Linked DNA regions of Homo sapiens: region 1 is linked to region 2. Evidence: read pairs that join two places in POLR2A ChIA-PET (ENCODE). Cell type or tissue: PC-9. All regions are shown on one strand. Each heading gives the region's core, and the rest is flanking DNA. Links, peaks and the distances in the headings are about the cores only.

What was found. Peaks named below come from ENCODE experiments on the same cell type or tissue, not always from the same donor. Only the 100,000 strongest peaks of a DNase experiment are listed, where the experiment ranks them.
Region 1: POLR2A ChIA-PET joins it to region 2 with 8 read pairs; 2 of 35 experiments call an interaction of 5 or more read pairs at or near these places.

The regions. Positions count from the first base shown.
Region 1 is chr3:114,435,258-114,443,214 of GRCh38, forward strand. All of the region lies in intron 7 of ZBTB20 (zinc finger and BTB domain containing 20), which reads right to left. Among named protein-coding and RNA genes, the nearest start is that of ZBTB20-AS5, 14 kb to the right of the region's middle. In PC-9, for the core only: no CTCF peak of the experiment used is centred there; no DNase peak of the experiment used is centred there.
Region 2 is chr3:114,554,250-114,562,206 of GRCh38, forward strand. All of the region lies in intron 6 of ZBTB20 (zinc finger and BTB domain containing 20), which reads right to left. Among named protein-coding and RNA genes, the nearest start is that of ZBTB20-AS5, 100 kb to the left of the region's middle. In PC-9, for the core only: no CTCF peak of the experiment used is centred there; a DNase peak (open chromatin) is centred at 3,732.

The DNA.
Region 1 (7,957 bases), core at 1,448-5,447, 120 kb before region 2:
TAGCAGCAAAAGGGAGGAAGATAACAGTGATCACTTCTGAACACCTGGTACACGTTTGGCACTGTTTTTCTTTATGCATGGATTTCTTTACATATGTTATCTCATTTGATCTTCATACCAACTACGAATGATTGATATTTTGCCCATTTTTTTTGTATAAGAATCCTAAGGTTCAGAGAAGTTACGTAAATATCCTTTGGTCACACAGCTAGTAGGGACTAAGCTGGAATTCAAATTGGAGCAGTAGGACACAAAGCCTGTGCTCCTCACCATGCCTTGCCAGGCCAGACTTCATGTGCTTTTCATGGCATGAAATCAGTGTTGGGGGAATTCTGCCCAGCATCTCTGGTTAGCAGAGTGAATTGCTTTTATCATTTGCCAACATGTCACAGAAAAAAACAAAACAACAAAAAAATTAAAACTCCTGGCTCTAGATTTCCTATCAACCTGAAGTTTGGCTTGGTTACATATTATTTGAATATCTGACAATCTTATAAAAAGTCTAACGAGAATAAAAAAATTCTTCATTTATGCTAGCTCCTATGTTAGCTAAAAATCTCCTATTCCTACATAACAATGTGCCTGGGGAACTCTCTCACTGCCAGAAACTCATCTGAAAATGCTGAAAAGTCAGAATTTGGGGCCTATATACTGACTAATGTTACCAGCTGTGAGTCAGCTTGAACATCAGTAATATGATATTTCCCGCTACAATTTGATTTGGTTAAAATGTGTTTGAAGTTCACCCTTTTATTAACTGGAATTACCACCTCCTGTAACTGGAGGGCCTCTGAGAACAGGCTGCTGGTGCAATCCACCTTCCCACCCGCCAACGGTGCATTTCCTGGCAACAAATACTATTAAATTGATAACTACAGAAATAGGTCAAAATGTCTTTTCAATAGTTGCTAATATTTCTCTAATGCTCCATAGCCTCCCTTTGATTCTTGTGCTGACATTTTTTTTTGATGAGTGCAGGAGCAACAACTGTTAAAGAGAAATGACCAGAAGAAAGGAAAGCTGGCTGGGGTGGATGGAGGTGCTCTTAGGAGTTCCCGTATCAGACAGAAAAGCTAGATCTCCCTAGAGGCCCAAGGGCCCCAAACTCAGCTCTGCTGTTGAGTTTGGTGACCCAGAAGAAAACCTGTGTCCCATCTGAGCCTCAATACTCTCATCTGTAAAAAGAGGAGACTCGAGATGACTGATTATTCAAATTTGCAAAATGCCCAGAGTTCACAGGAGGTAGAAGCCCTGACTTATCACAAAACATTTGGGTTTTAAATTTGTTTATAGTACTCTTATAATGTTACCTGTTAAGGCCTTGGCTATCCAAGATAGAAACTTATTTTCATACAAAAAAAGTAATATTGTGTTATATTTTCGTAAGAGAGACCCTTTGCTATCATACTGGGTTTTATTCACTATGTAAACCTATATTCCCTCCCTCTCTTTCCTCCAGGAACAAAGTTTGCTTTTCTGAGTTCACATCACATGTGTGATTACAGCAAAGACAGAAGTTTGAGGCTGCAGTGAGCCATGATTGTGGCACTATACTCCAGCCTGGGTGATTGAGCCAGACTTCAACCCTTAAAAAACAAAAAAGAAAGGGGTGGGGTGGGTATAGTCACATTGGGAACATAGCTGATTGTGAGCCTGCAAGAAGAAAAGTCCCCTTGCTAAAAAAGGTTTTCCAGCACTTCTTCTGAGATGCAAACATACCACGGAGGGGTCAAGCCATTCATGCCTTCATGCTATAACCACTTCAACTCCAAGAGAGTTATCTCAGTGTAAAGCAGTTTTGAACTGGAGCTGGAGGGAGGGATAGGGATAATTCTGGAACAGGGGAAGGTGAAGGAAGCAATCAGATTAACTAACACAAGGACCCTAGGCTCTGCTGGCAGAGGAGAAGATGAAGTGGGTGACAAGGACTGAAAAGAACCCAGTCTCTATTGCAGTTTTTGCCCAGGGCCTTGTCTGGAGCTGGTGAACCACTAAAAAAATCCCTTGAGAGATGTCATGGTTTATCAAAAATGCCTTTGGCTCTTCTGTTGCTCCATGGTTGTGCTGTTGCTCAACAGGCGGTCAGCAAACTACAGCCTACTTGGTTGAGGTGAGAGTAGCTTAATCTCATATAATTTAAACTCACAAAGACTATCTCTCCATCAGATCCCTTCTGTTTTCCTTCCTTTCCTAGAGCAGGGAGGAAAAAATGTGTGAAAGTAAGGGCAAAGAAGGAGGAGGAAGAGGTAGAAGAAATTAACCTTTCCTCAGCTTCCAAGTGAGTTAGGCTTTGTGTTAGGTAAGCATCTCTCTAGATCCTTCCAACAGCCCTGAAGATATTATTAGTAATAGGAAGTATTTTATAGGGTTGAAGCAGCTAACTAGAGCTCAAGGTGGCCAGTCAGGCTCCTTGTTACACAGCACTCTTTTCTCAGCTCCTACAAAATATTTATTTATATGTATATATTTCTTTTTCTTCTCCTCCTCCTTTCACTCATGGGTGCTTGAAAACAGGTTTAGGAGCCAGTCATGTGGAATTTATCTTTCAGGAATGTCGAACACCCCTTGAGTTATCCAAAGCATACCTGACTAGGAGTCAGGAGGCCTACATTTTCTGGATTAAGGCTTGGTCCTAACAAACTGTCAGTGTGGACAGGCCCATCCATCTCTGGGGTCTGCTCCAGGCCTTACAATTCTGTAATTCACACTCATCAATGTGGTGGCAGGCATTAGTGTGTTTGTACAAAACTCAGCAAGAAGTAGTCTCCTTAGATGCTACATGTAGACTGAAGCGAGGAACTGCCTCCTGCTAATGCCAGTTGTGTTTTGAGTAAGAAGAATAAAAGGATTGATCTGAGCTGAAAGCAGAAGGGAAGATGAGGGGAAGGCCACAGAACACATAGCTAGCAGTGGCATTGGTGGGGGTCTGAGAGAGGCAGAAGCCCAGGGCCAGAGCTGAGAGATCAGCTTGTTTTTAGCATACACGGATGTGTTTGATCACATGATGGTTGGGAGGTACCTAGGCTAAGATAATCTTAATGTTAGGTGCTCATTTTAAAACATCAATTTAATGACTGAAGCCTATTTTAATGATCCAATAAAGGCCAAAGCCCTCACTACTATGATACAACTATTTCTCCCTAGTATTCACTCCTTGCCAAAAAAAAACAAAAAAAACCAAAAAAAAACAAAACAAAACTTGGCTGAGACAGCTATAGAGTTTCTGATTACAAAACAAGATCACCTTGATCATAATCATCTCAAGGTGCTTGGAGGAAAGAAGGAGAGATGAGTTCTTCTGAACCACATTATGTGGACAGAAATCTTCAAAGAGTTTAATGGAGGAATTAACTTTTGAGGAATTGAAAAAGGTATCATTTTCAGTAAGAGAAAAAATGACTGATACTTTCAATTGGTATGCTAGGGAAAGATAAATTCTAGGCAAGACCAGCTCTATAATTTGTGGGGCTCAAGGAAAAATAAAAAAAGTAGGGCTCCTTATTAAAAAATTATTAAGAATTTCAGGACAGCAACAGAAGCACATCAAGCCAGGCATAGGGCCCGTCCAAACATGGGACCTTGTGCAACTGCACAGGTTGTATACCCATGAAGCTGGCCCTAGTTTTAGTTATTGTTTTTACCAAGGTATTCCAGTCCCAGAGCTACCCAGACCCAAATGGAAAAGCACATACCACAACTCTCAAAACTCTCAGTTAACCCTGTCTTCCTACGGTAAGGACACAACTGAATTCTGCAACAAGGATCAGAAAATCCTGGGGTCTGCCAACATATTTGATAGATTGCAACTGCACTGGCTTCTGCGACATTTGTCACAGTCACTAATCCGTGTTTCTGTCACAACCTAAGGATGCCCAGGATATCAATGTCTGGGAATTCAAACATATTTTCTAAAAACACAAATTTATTTAAAAACAACAACAAAACAAGCAGAAGTCACTAAAAAGAAGCTGAGTCCCCTGGATGAAAGTCTGCTCTTAATCTCTTTCTGGCTTTACCTTGAGTAGGTCTTGGGTGTATGCACACAGGTTCAGAAGTGCAGGTGAATTACCACAATAACTCTTTTCAGTTAGAGAAAAAATAGCAGAAACAGAAGAATCTGGTCATAGCCTAGCAGAAACTCCCTCATTTCACCAACAGTATGCTTTCTCCCTTTCTTATTATGCTAAGTTGAAGCGATGACTTCACTCTCCATGGAAGCTAAGTTTCTCTTTCCTGGATGCTTGGAATGGGCCTGGTGAAAAGCTATTGGAGGGTAACATCATGTCTAAAAAATGTATGTATGTATGAAGAAAGTAGAGATTTAAAGAGCTCAGACCAACATCAAAAGAATAACAGCAGTCCAAAGTGAAATGAATGTGGCCTCTTTTCCAATGACCTTAGGGACTTTATATATACTTAGCCTACTTCTTGAGTGGATAGACCAGTAGCTTGGCAGATGCCTAGGATGTCTGTACAGGTTGAAACTTAATTCCGTCCTTTCTATACATCTTTGTCCCATTAAAGAAAAATATCTAATATAGAGAACCAGTTCACTCCTACAGCCAGAATTATACTTTGACACTAGACCAATTGCTACATCCTTGATTTAGGATTTTTTAAAAGATATCTATTGGCAAAGCTAATCTTTTATTTGGCTTAATAGGTTTGTACTGCTGCTCTGCATAAGGCCATTAGGGTCCATAAGTAGATGGAAATGTGTTTGAATCTCTATAATCATGCTTAGATTTCAAAAGTCTTCCATTTCACAGAGGTGATGTAGGCTCAGCCATCATTTTCAAGTGTTTTAACAAATGGTAATCAGCAGAGAAGGTCTTACTTTTTTTTTTTTAAAAAGTGACTGACCTTCACAATGGATGCACACATAAAACTCTGATTCATTTATTTTAAAACCATTCTCCCCTGCTGTAAATAGATAGCTACGATATATACATTAATATATGTGTGCACAATCAGCCTTAGCAATACTGCTGTGAAGTAGATGAGGATAGATGGTTTTCTATTTATTTGACAAATACACTATTACACAGATAGGTTAAGCGATTTGTCCTGTAAGGAAGGGTGGAGCTGGGGGAAAAAAAAATCCTCCCACATCTGCTCTTACATGATACCACTATGGAATTGGGTATCCTTTATTGTTTTTGAGTGACTTGATCTAAATAATGGGTAATGTAATTTTCCTGAAAAAAATTTCACTATTTCTCTCATTCCCTCTTACTTTCTTCTTCTCTCTGCTTCTCCTCTGAGATTATTATAAACTATTGATAAATGTGGTTGCTCTAAATTTACACTTGCTCTTCATGGGCTTTGATGGGTTTCAGCTTCTAAAGAGAGCATAGGGGAGAAAAAAGCTTATTTCTAAAAGGTTTTAAAAGGATAGATAACGCTGGGACAGTTTATTTGAATTAATGTCACTATAAAGTGGATACTGGTACGAGTACTGTCTTGGACCCTTCTCTCGCAAGAGCTAGTCCAAAGGCTCTGAAGTGATACCATGGGAAGGAAGAGCTTTTTGGAGGCAGAACCTGCTCATCAACACTCTGCTATTCTCCTGGGATATCAGACAAAAGCCAGAGCTTTCTGTGCACCTTCCTGTTGAACTGCTTTAACTTGGAACTATTCTCTACATTAGGGCTGTCCTCTCTGAGTCCCTGACCTTAGATGGTCTTTCTCTATTTTGGCACATATTTGCATATCAGTTACGGTGACATATTTGATAAATAATGGGCCTCACTGTTTTTTGGCCAGTGAAAAACTATTTTGCTATTATTTTAACTCTTTATTATCTCTTTTGTCGATTATTTGTGTGACTAAAAAGATTTCTTGTCTCTTATCATGCTTCTGGTTACTGTTTCTCAATGTCATCTGGTAAATGCTTAGAAAATACAATTTTATTTTGATAAATTCTAAACAAAACATAATTATGAAGAAAAACCAACAGAGACAAGTATATAATGAATTTTGAAGCTAAATATAATAAATAGTTCTGAATTTTCTGCCACTCCGGCTCATTTAGAATGTAACATTGCTGACAAATTAGTTATTCATGCTGTTTTTTAAAAATCAGGGGCAAAATTATAAGTTTCAATTCTCCTAATAGGAGTTATAACCCCTGCAGCATGAAAGCACTTGAGTAATGTTTGCTATGTGAAACTGGCTTCGGTGATTTCTCCTGAAGGAAACTGCACTATCAAAACCTTCATCAAGGCTGCTTCTGTTTAAGACCCACTGCACTACGAATGTCCCTGTACCCGTCAGAACCTTGGCTGGCTGTCATCCCATCAAGCACCTCATCTGCAGTTGCCACTCAGACATGTAAAGCGTGTGTTTGGGGACGACGCGCGGTGGAATGAGAAGGGATACAGAGCTCTGTTGTACCACTACATTTATTGTAAGCAACCACTTACACGGCAACTGCTTTGCTCTTTTATATTCTAGGCAACACACCGGTGAATATAATTCATAATGAACATATTCAACATTTTTTCCATCAGTTCAATACATTATTCATAAATATTAGAGATGGAAAGACCTGGAAGATTACAGAGTCCAAACCTCCTTTTTGTAACTCCCTTTCCCCTAACTGTTGATGGTAGCTCAAAAAATCCAAACCAAAACCAAAACAAAAAAAACCACCAACAAAACAAAATAAACCAAACAAACAAATAAAATACAAACACACAAGGAAAGCAACAAATTTACAAATTTTATAAGTAAAGTGAAAAGCTCCAAAGCTCGTGTTTGGTGGGGGTTGTTGGGGGCAGGATTTACACTGATGGAGCTCGCTGAAGACTAGGAGTATGGATGACTCTTTGCTTTGAAGACAGGCCAAGGGAGGGAAATGTCAGTTTCCCCCTTTTAGATAACAATTCAAGGTAAAGCCCAAGAGGCAATACCAAGTTCTTGGCCAAGTGTTAACTATCCATCTCTACAGCCTGTTGTGGACTCAGGACTCAGGCACTCTTCTCTTCATTTAGAACTTGAGATATTAATGCTAATGATAAAAAGAAAATGTATAAATGAATAGAGAGTGAAAACTACTAGAGAATGCTCCCTGGGATTATCTGTACTATCAAGATAGGAAAACTTTGCAGATGCTACTGTCTCTCTAGAGGAATAAATGCTTGCATTTTAATATTCTCAGCAGCTGGTTCCTGTTGAATGCCATCAGGATGATTCAGCCACCCACCAGGAACACCAGTAACAGCAAGTGCACACACAGAAATCTGCAAAACTTTCTTCTCTTGATGCCAACACCATTACTCTGGCAAAGTCAAAATCCTTTATTGAATTATCAGTTCTACTAAATGTGACCTTGTTCCCCTCACAAATACCAGCTTATTCTCAAATAAATGGAACTTCTGGCTGATTAAAATGTAACATTCCTTCTGACTTGAGCACACCCTGCTGTCAGTCTCTCTTCTGCCATGTTCATGTGATCTACCTCTTTTTCGTTTTCTTGCTATCCACTGAAACCTTGAAGGACTGGCAAGATCCATACATACTCAGAGTCCACTTTGTATGTTGCTCTGCTTGCTAAACCCATACATTTAATGTTATATCTCTACCCTTACATGTCTCAAGTTATTTCATCATTTCCATTTTTTAGACATTTTCTATTTCCACAGAATGTGTTTGTATGTCTGGAAAAACAGAAATGTGTAGCTGAACTGCATTTACCATTGACCTCATTAATACAGAATTACCATGCCATATTCAAGCTAGATAAAAATGCTATACTTGCCCTCTTCTTCAAATTTAGACCAGATTACACACTAAAGGGAAGAAAATGCCAAAGATGACAGCTAGCTATCAAAAAGATCTCACTGTCTCATTTTCAGGTCTCCAAAGTAAAATCTAAGGACATTCAACACAGATTCAGGTGCTCTCAACAGCCATGAAAATATATGGCTGAAGAGGGAATCTATAAATGTAATGA
Region 2 (7,957 bases), core at 1,699-5,698:
CTAAATGATTAAAAGAAACAAAGCTTTCCCATAGCACGTGTCCTTTTCTTTGTAAGGAGATGAGGTAATATATAATCTTCCCACGTTACTACCACAAGGGCATTTTGTGGCAGGGAGAGATGGATTTCTGGGAGTGAAATCCAACTGCAAAGCAAGGGCTATTTTCAGAAGGGCTTATCTTCAATATCCTCATTTCAGAATTGGTCTCTTTGCTCAGAGCAATACCTTGGGCAACACTGAGAACTCCCATCTCTAAGGTAAGAATAAAAGTTATTTCCTCATTGATGGAATATCTGATGAAGAAAAAGGAAGACAAAAAACAATAAATTATTCTCATAAAAGGTGATGCATATGAATAAATGTCAAATCCTTCTAGTATTTCTCATGTGGCTTGTACACAAGACTTCTATTTGATCTTTGGCTCTGCAGTTTCTACCACTAGATGACCCACATGTGTAATCTGGATAGGCAGCTAGTTTGCTTACATATAAATTAAATAGCCTCAAGTGTCAGCAGATCTCTGTATCTTTTTAATATCCCCCAAACTGCTTCAAGTAGGAACAGCTACAAAGAACCTTACCAAAGGACATGGAATTCACACTTGCCAAAGAAATCACTGCACGTGTAAATTAGAAACTAATCATCACTTCCTCTCTGGTTACAGTGGCAGCTTTGCCTCATAGTTTATGTTGAAATATACATTTTTATGAAATATTTCTCACTGTAGTCAGCATCAATTTAGGAGTATCAAACACTAATTCCCAGCTCCAGCATACCAGAAAACTAGAGACAGAGAAGTGCAGACAAAGGGAATTGACAAAGGCCTGGACTTTTCTTATACTTGAAGAAGCTAATTGTATTTGTAAATTTCTGGTTAAAAACCTGACAATTATCAGATCTGCCACTGCAAGGCTATTCCTCAATTTCTTCATCATATATTTTTCCCTAAAGTCTCTCAGAGAAGTAAAGGGCTTCTAGAGATGAAAATGAACTTGACAATCACGTTGCAACTCAAACTGATCTTGATTCTTTTCGTCACTTTTTAATTTATTGCAGATGGTGTAAATGGGATGTTTACTGGTTGGCAGGTAATGAGTCTTGTTGTAGATAATAGTGATGGACAGAATCTCACGCCTGTCGACATCCCAGCATCTCAGCAGCTATATATGGTTATCATCCATTGCTTTGAAGCACATATAATATTGTGACAGGATGCACAATATTTCCCCCATAGAAACGATGATTGGTACACCTGAATCTCACTAGTTCACATGTCATTTGTCCTGATTCCATCCTCACTGTCCACATGAGTAGACATTCTAAGATGTGATCTAATGGAAAATGTAATCTGTTTAAACATCCAAACACTCCTCTTCCAAGGTATCACCATTTATCACAACTGTCAGTGCCCCTGTGGAAGAGTAATGACCCTCAGGCATGGGATAATGCTCCATAGAGGCCTTATGAATGCCACTGTGAAACACAGAAATTGACCAGTTTTCAGTTGGGCTGGTATGTGCATCATGAAAGATCTGCACTTACTCACTAAATTACAAGTGGCTGTTTACCCTTTATACAATAAAGTCTAGGTTGGGAAGCCACAGACCCTGCTGACTTCAATTGTCCCAAACATGTGAGTACTAGATTTGGACCTGCCTTTGAAATGGACTTAAGCAGCTTGAAACTGGAAGTTGGATCACAGTCATTCAAAAATACATTGGGAGATAACATAGGTGTCATTGCCTTCCACTTTTTTGCCTTTTTAAAAAATCCTCTCTATCAATGGAGGATAACAACATCTCACTATCCACTATTAGCAATTAAAAACTAAACAGGGTAAGCATGCCAGTGAAAAGTTAACTATTTGTTTCCTTCTTGTAAGCTTCCCTTCATCCAGAAGAAAATCTGGATCTGGATCTGTTCATATATTGTTTCTACAAAGCAGAACAAAGGTGAACAGTTATGTGGTATGAACTCATGATTTTCAGGTCCCTCCCAATGGGTCCATTTCCTCATTGACGATTTCCTTGAAGTCCCCTGTACCTTCCCAATCTTATCTACATTTTCTATGAAGTCACCTTAGATAATAGGATCACTTGCACTCTAAGACTGTTTACATCTCAGTAAATGCTCTATCACTATGAAAGTTTCATCTAAAACATATCTATTCCTCAGTGCTCAGACACCCTGAAGATACCCTTCAGGATGTAGCATCCATATGAAGTCACAAAATACCAGTTGATCTTCCCGTGGAAATTGTTTTCCAATCTGTATGAATTGAATGGCTCAACTAAATAAATGAAGAAAATGAAATATTTTACTCACAGTGATTCATTCCATATTAAGAAAATACACTAAGTAATGAATGGCCCCTATGAAATCATTACAGTTATGAGCATCTTTTCTACTTGACAGATCTCTGTTCCCCTCGCAGATGAGTTATGCCAACCTAACTATACTTTTGGTATTCACAATATTCTGATTATTAGTATCTCCAAAGATGGGACTTAAGACACTTTCCTGAGAAGAGAAATTTACAATTAGATACATCTTAACAATTAATAAAATTAATGAGATAATGAAATAAGAAGCTCTCAGTATACTGCTGAGGATGCAGAAATCTTTTTGAGAATTAGGAATGTTCTAGAAGACAATAAAAAAGATCAGATTGTGAACTGAGCAAAACAACCTTTGATGTGAAGTGTCAGCCAGAAATGTCAATCCAATTCAAGACTGCATACAAAGGGGCACTGTGTCTTTGAGCTGAGAGGTATTATGTTACCTGATTATCTTCTCTGGAAGAATGCATTATGGTTTAGACACTTTTATTACCTGAAAGATGTAGACAAATTAGGGAAGATTAACAACCAGTTTTATTAGGAAGTAGCAGATGAGCTGGTGTGAATGGTACTGGTTGTTATGAGTTCTGTATTCTCTTTTCAGCTTTGATATGCTCTCATGTGGGAATAGTCATCCTTGAAATTTAGATAGGATAATTTATATTCTTTTCCCCAGAGAAAAGACAGTTTGGGAATGAAAGGGAGGGGAAGTGTTTAAAACAGCACAAGAACCTGGGATAACAGAAGGGTCAGAAATTCTATTATAGAATTTTTCAACTCCCATTTACAAAAATACAACCAACAATAACCAGTTCTTAAGCCTTTATTTGAATAAGCTCAGTACATTTAGTATTTGCAGTATGTTTTTCATATATAGTACCTAATTGTTTTTGGTCCACAGAATAAGGCTATTCTATGATACTATGTTATTATGTTCATGTTTTCCTGGAAATATAATTTGCAAGGTCATTCTAGGAACTCTGATTATGAAATTCAACATCACTTTAAGTCAGTTACCCTGAACTCTAATGCAGTTTCTTGTCTCTTCATACTTACCCTGGAGCTATAACCTATAGTCTTATAGAAGTGCCCTTTTCAAAAAGGCTCCCACTCCTTGCCTTCTGAATGACTGTCTAGATATATTTTCACCTGTAATTGCATACTACACCAAATTTGCATTATATATGAATGTGATTGAGAAATGATTAAGATAATTGTTTAGTTTATTAGTGAAAATAAGTGGTATATAAGCTAAAATAAATTATTATTTTTACACATGGCATTATTCCTAGTTGTATTTATTATGATTTACCATTTACTAAAGTATTTCAGTTGGTTGACAAGGAATAATAGCACTAAACTTCCTTCAAGCAATACTGGTGACTCACTACAGCCCTAATGTTAATACATTCCCTCAGACTTAATCTTTTAATTCTATTGGGAAACACCTATAAACACAACAGAATTTTTTCCTTTTCTGATGTTCATTCAAATTACATTACCTATTTCCACCATTCAGTGTAGTAATTTCTGGGAACTACCTTGAGGGGTGGATGGTGGTAAAGAATCAGGACATTTAAACTTCTATTAAAAAGGGACAGAAGAAGACTTTAGGTCACCTGTGATCTTAGGCAGCTTTCAGGAAACAGAGGAAGCACACTTGTGATGAACCTTCATAAAATTGGCCCATATTCCCAATAATTCCCTTACCTATTGAGATTCCTGGTTGCTAAGGACTTTATCAGTTACTTCAACAATCCTCCCTCCCCGCTAATAACAGTACCTCATTTGCGAACAATACTGGACTGTACTCACAATTCCTTTTCCCCTTCCTTTCAGAAAGAACACTTTTACGCCCCTAAATAGTCCTATAAATGGCCAAAGACATAGGACATGCTACATGATTCATCTCATGAATCAGTTTCTGTTCTCTTGGCTGTTCAACAAAAGACATTTCAAATTCTCCACGAGGCAATGTATTACACTGCCATGAGATTAATTTCTGTCTTCAACTTTGGACATTTCTTAACTATTAACTGGGATTACTTCCTTTTTGCTCCTCTACAACCCATTCTCTACACAGAAACTGTAGTGATTTCTTTCAATGTGACATTAGATTCTACTACAAAAATCACCAATGGCTGCTTACTGTAACTAGAATAAAATTCAAACTTCTCACTCTACAGCCTATATAGTCTGGTTCCTGATTCCTTCTCTGAACACATCACCAGTATACTTTTCCTTATTCACTGACCTGTCATAATTCACATGCCTAGCTCACTTGAGCCTCAAGGCCTTTGAAGTTGCTATTCCAATTTGCCTGAAATGATTTTCCTTCACATCTTCATATGGCTAGTTTCTAACATCATTCAGGTCTCAACCAAATGCCATCTCCTTACATGCCATCCGTGTGAGATTTTACTCTTACTTTCTTCATTTCATTCTTCATTGTGTGTTAGTGAGTTTACATGTTTATTAACTATCTCCCTTAACTAGAATGTTCCAGAAGGAAGGAGGACTTTGTGAGTTCTGATCACTATTGTATTTCCAGTGTCTGGAATAGTAGGTGCTCAACAAATACTTGCTGAGTGAATGAATAAATTAATGACCAAACAGTAAATAAATAGTAAACAAGGCCAATATCAATGCTCTTTATTACAGTAGTTATTTAAATGTACCTCAAAATGCTCTAAAAATAAATATGTGCTTTCCCTGCACATTAGGATTAAAAGTACTCATTTTACTAATTAAAAGCCAGGACCTCAATTTACATTAATGACTGGTCCAAGATCATATGGTAAATACGTATTGCACAATTCTGGTCTGAAATCTTGTTAGCCCAGTCAGTCCTACAGTGATTTACTTAGAACACAATTGTGAACCAGGTATAATTAATCTGAGGTCCACCAATAGGCTTGAGGGGGTTTGTGAATCCTTTGAAAAGGTATTGCACCCTCTTTTGGGAAGAGGGTCCATAGCTTTCATCATATTATCAATGGAAGCCATAAACTAAAAGAGGCTGGGAATCTCTTTAAGCAATACCATTCTGAAACAAATTATTCTTAACCTCCCTAGGTAGATTGGAAGGCTGCTGGCTTCAACATTTTCTGTAGAGAAGGAACACCTATGAAAATCCTATCACTGGCTGAGTAGACATATTTTCCTTTCCAGCACCAACTCTGGGGAATGGTGGGCCTCACAGGCTGGCTAACCCTTCTTGGAGTTCACGGGAAAAAGATGTCTAGTTCAAAGACGATGAGAAGGGAGGTATCATTCTAATCATGTGGAAAGCCCACTGTGCTTTTAGTTTGTGTTTGTAGCATTCTTAGCTTAATTTCAGGGATGTTATTGTAGCTGTGAAGATTAGATAATAATAAGAAAAACTAATTCTTAGGCACCAGACAGACAATATGAAAAAAATATATAATTCTAAATGTAGGTCAAATTTTATATTTATCAGCATTGATGCAGTGTTGTTTTGGTCTGTTCTTAAATTTTTGTTTTATGAAAAACAATGAATGCAATAATCTTCTAATACAGTGATTAAGAAACAGTGTATATTTTTCCACATACTATCAAAGCAGAGTAAAGAGTGAATTTTGCCATGGGAAATAGTGTATTGCTACAGTAAGTAAGAATATTAAGTTTACCAAGTTTTTCTAGACTGAAGACTTAACAATAAATAAGGCACATCTTCCCTGTAAGGTTTCTCTTGAGTCTGTTACTTTTCAGTAGATGATGATGATGACAGCAACAGCAGCTAACATTTGTTGCTTATTATGTACCAGGTCCTGCTCTAAGTGCTTTACATTTATTACTTCACTTAATCCTCCCAGCAACTATGTCCATGAATTAGGTATTATTATTATCTATTCTTAGAGATCAGGAAAGTCAGATGAGGGGTTATTTAACTTGGTAATGAGGGGTAAAACCAAGATTCATATCCCACCTGTCTGATGCCATGTCCAAGCCTTTCACCACTACACTTTCCTGTCTCCCTCTGTGGTAGTGCAGGGATACTTTGGAGATGTAACACATCTTAATTAAAAATACTTTATTGCTGAAAAGTGCTCACCACCCTCTGAGCTTTCAAGATTACCATCTGAGTGGTAATCTTTTTGCTGGTGGAGGGTCTTGCTTTGATGTTGATGGTTGCTGACTGATCAGGGTGGTGGTTTCTGAAGCTTGGGGTGGCTGTGGTAATTTCTTAAAATAAGACAACAATGAAGTTTGCCACATGATTGACTCTTCTTTTCACAAAGGATTTCTCTGCAGCAGGTGATGCTGTTTGATAGCATTTTACCCACAGTAGAACTTCTTTCAAAATTGGAGCCAATCCTCTCAAACTCTGCCATCGCATTATCAAATGAGTTTATAAAACATTCTAAATATTTTGGTTGTCATTTCAAAAAATGTTCACAGAATCTTTACCAGGAGTAGATTCCATCTCAAGAAACTCACTGCTTTGCTCACCCATAAGAAACTACTCTTTACCTGTTCAAGTTTGATAATGAAAGTATGAAAGTACAACAATTCAGTTACATCTTCAGGCTTCACTTCTAATTCTAGTTCTCTTGTTATTTTCATCACATTATGTACAGTTACTTCTTCTACTAAAGTCTTAAGTGCCTGAAAGTCATCCATGAGGGTTGGAATCAACTTCTTCCAAATGCCTGTTAATATTTATATTTTGACCTTGTCCCATGAATCACAAATGTTCTTTATGACATCGAGAATGGTGGATACTTTCCAGAAGGTTTTCAATTTACTTTGCCTATGTCGATGATAGAAATCACTATCTACGGTAGCTATAGCCTTATGAAATTTATTTTTTAAATATAAGACTTGTAAATCAAAATTACCCCTTGATCCATGGGCTGCTAATAGATGTCGTGTTAGCAGGCATGAAAACAACATTAGCCTCTTTGTACATCTCCATCAGAGTTTTTCGGTGACCAGGTATTGTCAATGAGCAGTAGTATGTTGAAAGAAATCTCTTTTTTCTGAGTGGTAGGTCTCAAGAGTGGGCTTAAAATATTCAGTAAATCATGCTATAAACAGATATGCTCTTGTCCTGGCTTTATTATTCCATTTATAGAGCTCAGGCAGGGTAGATTTAACATAATTCCTAAGAGCCCTAGGATTTTCTAAATGGTAAATAAACATTGGCTCCCAGTTAAAGTTACCTGCTGCACCAGCTCCTAACAAGACAGTAAGCCTATCCTTTGATGCTTTGAAACCAGGCATTGACTTCTCCTCAATAGCTATAAAAACCCTAAATGGCATTTCCTTCCAAGTAGAAGACTATTTCATCTATATTGAGAATCTGTTGTTTAGGTCAGCCACCCTCATCAATTATCTTAGCTAGATCATCCAGATAACTTGCTTCTCTATCAGCACTTGATACTTCACTTTGCACTTTTATATTATAGAGATGGCTTCTTTAATTCATCTTCATGAATCAATCTCCACTGGCTTCAAACTTTTCTTCTAAAGCTTCCTCACCTCTCTTGGTCTTCATAGAATTGAGGAGTCAGTGCCTTGCTCTGGATTAGGCTTTGTCTTAAGGGAATGTTGTGGCTGGTTTGATTTTTTTTTTTTTTTTGAGACGGTGTCAC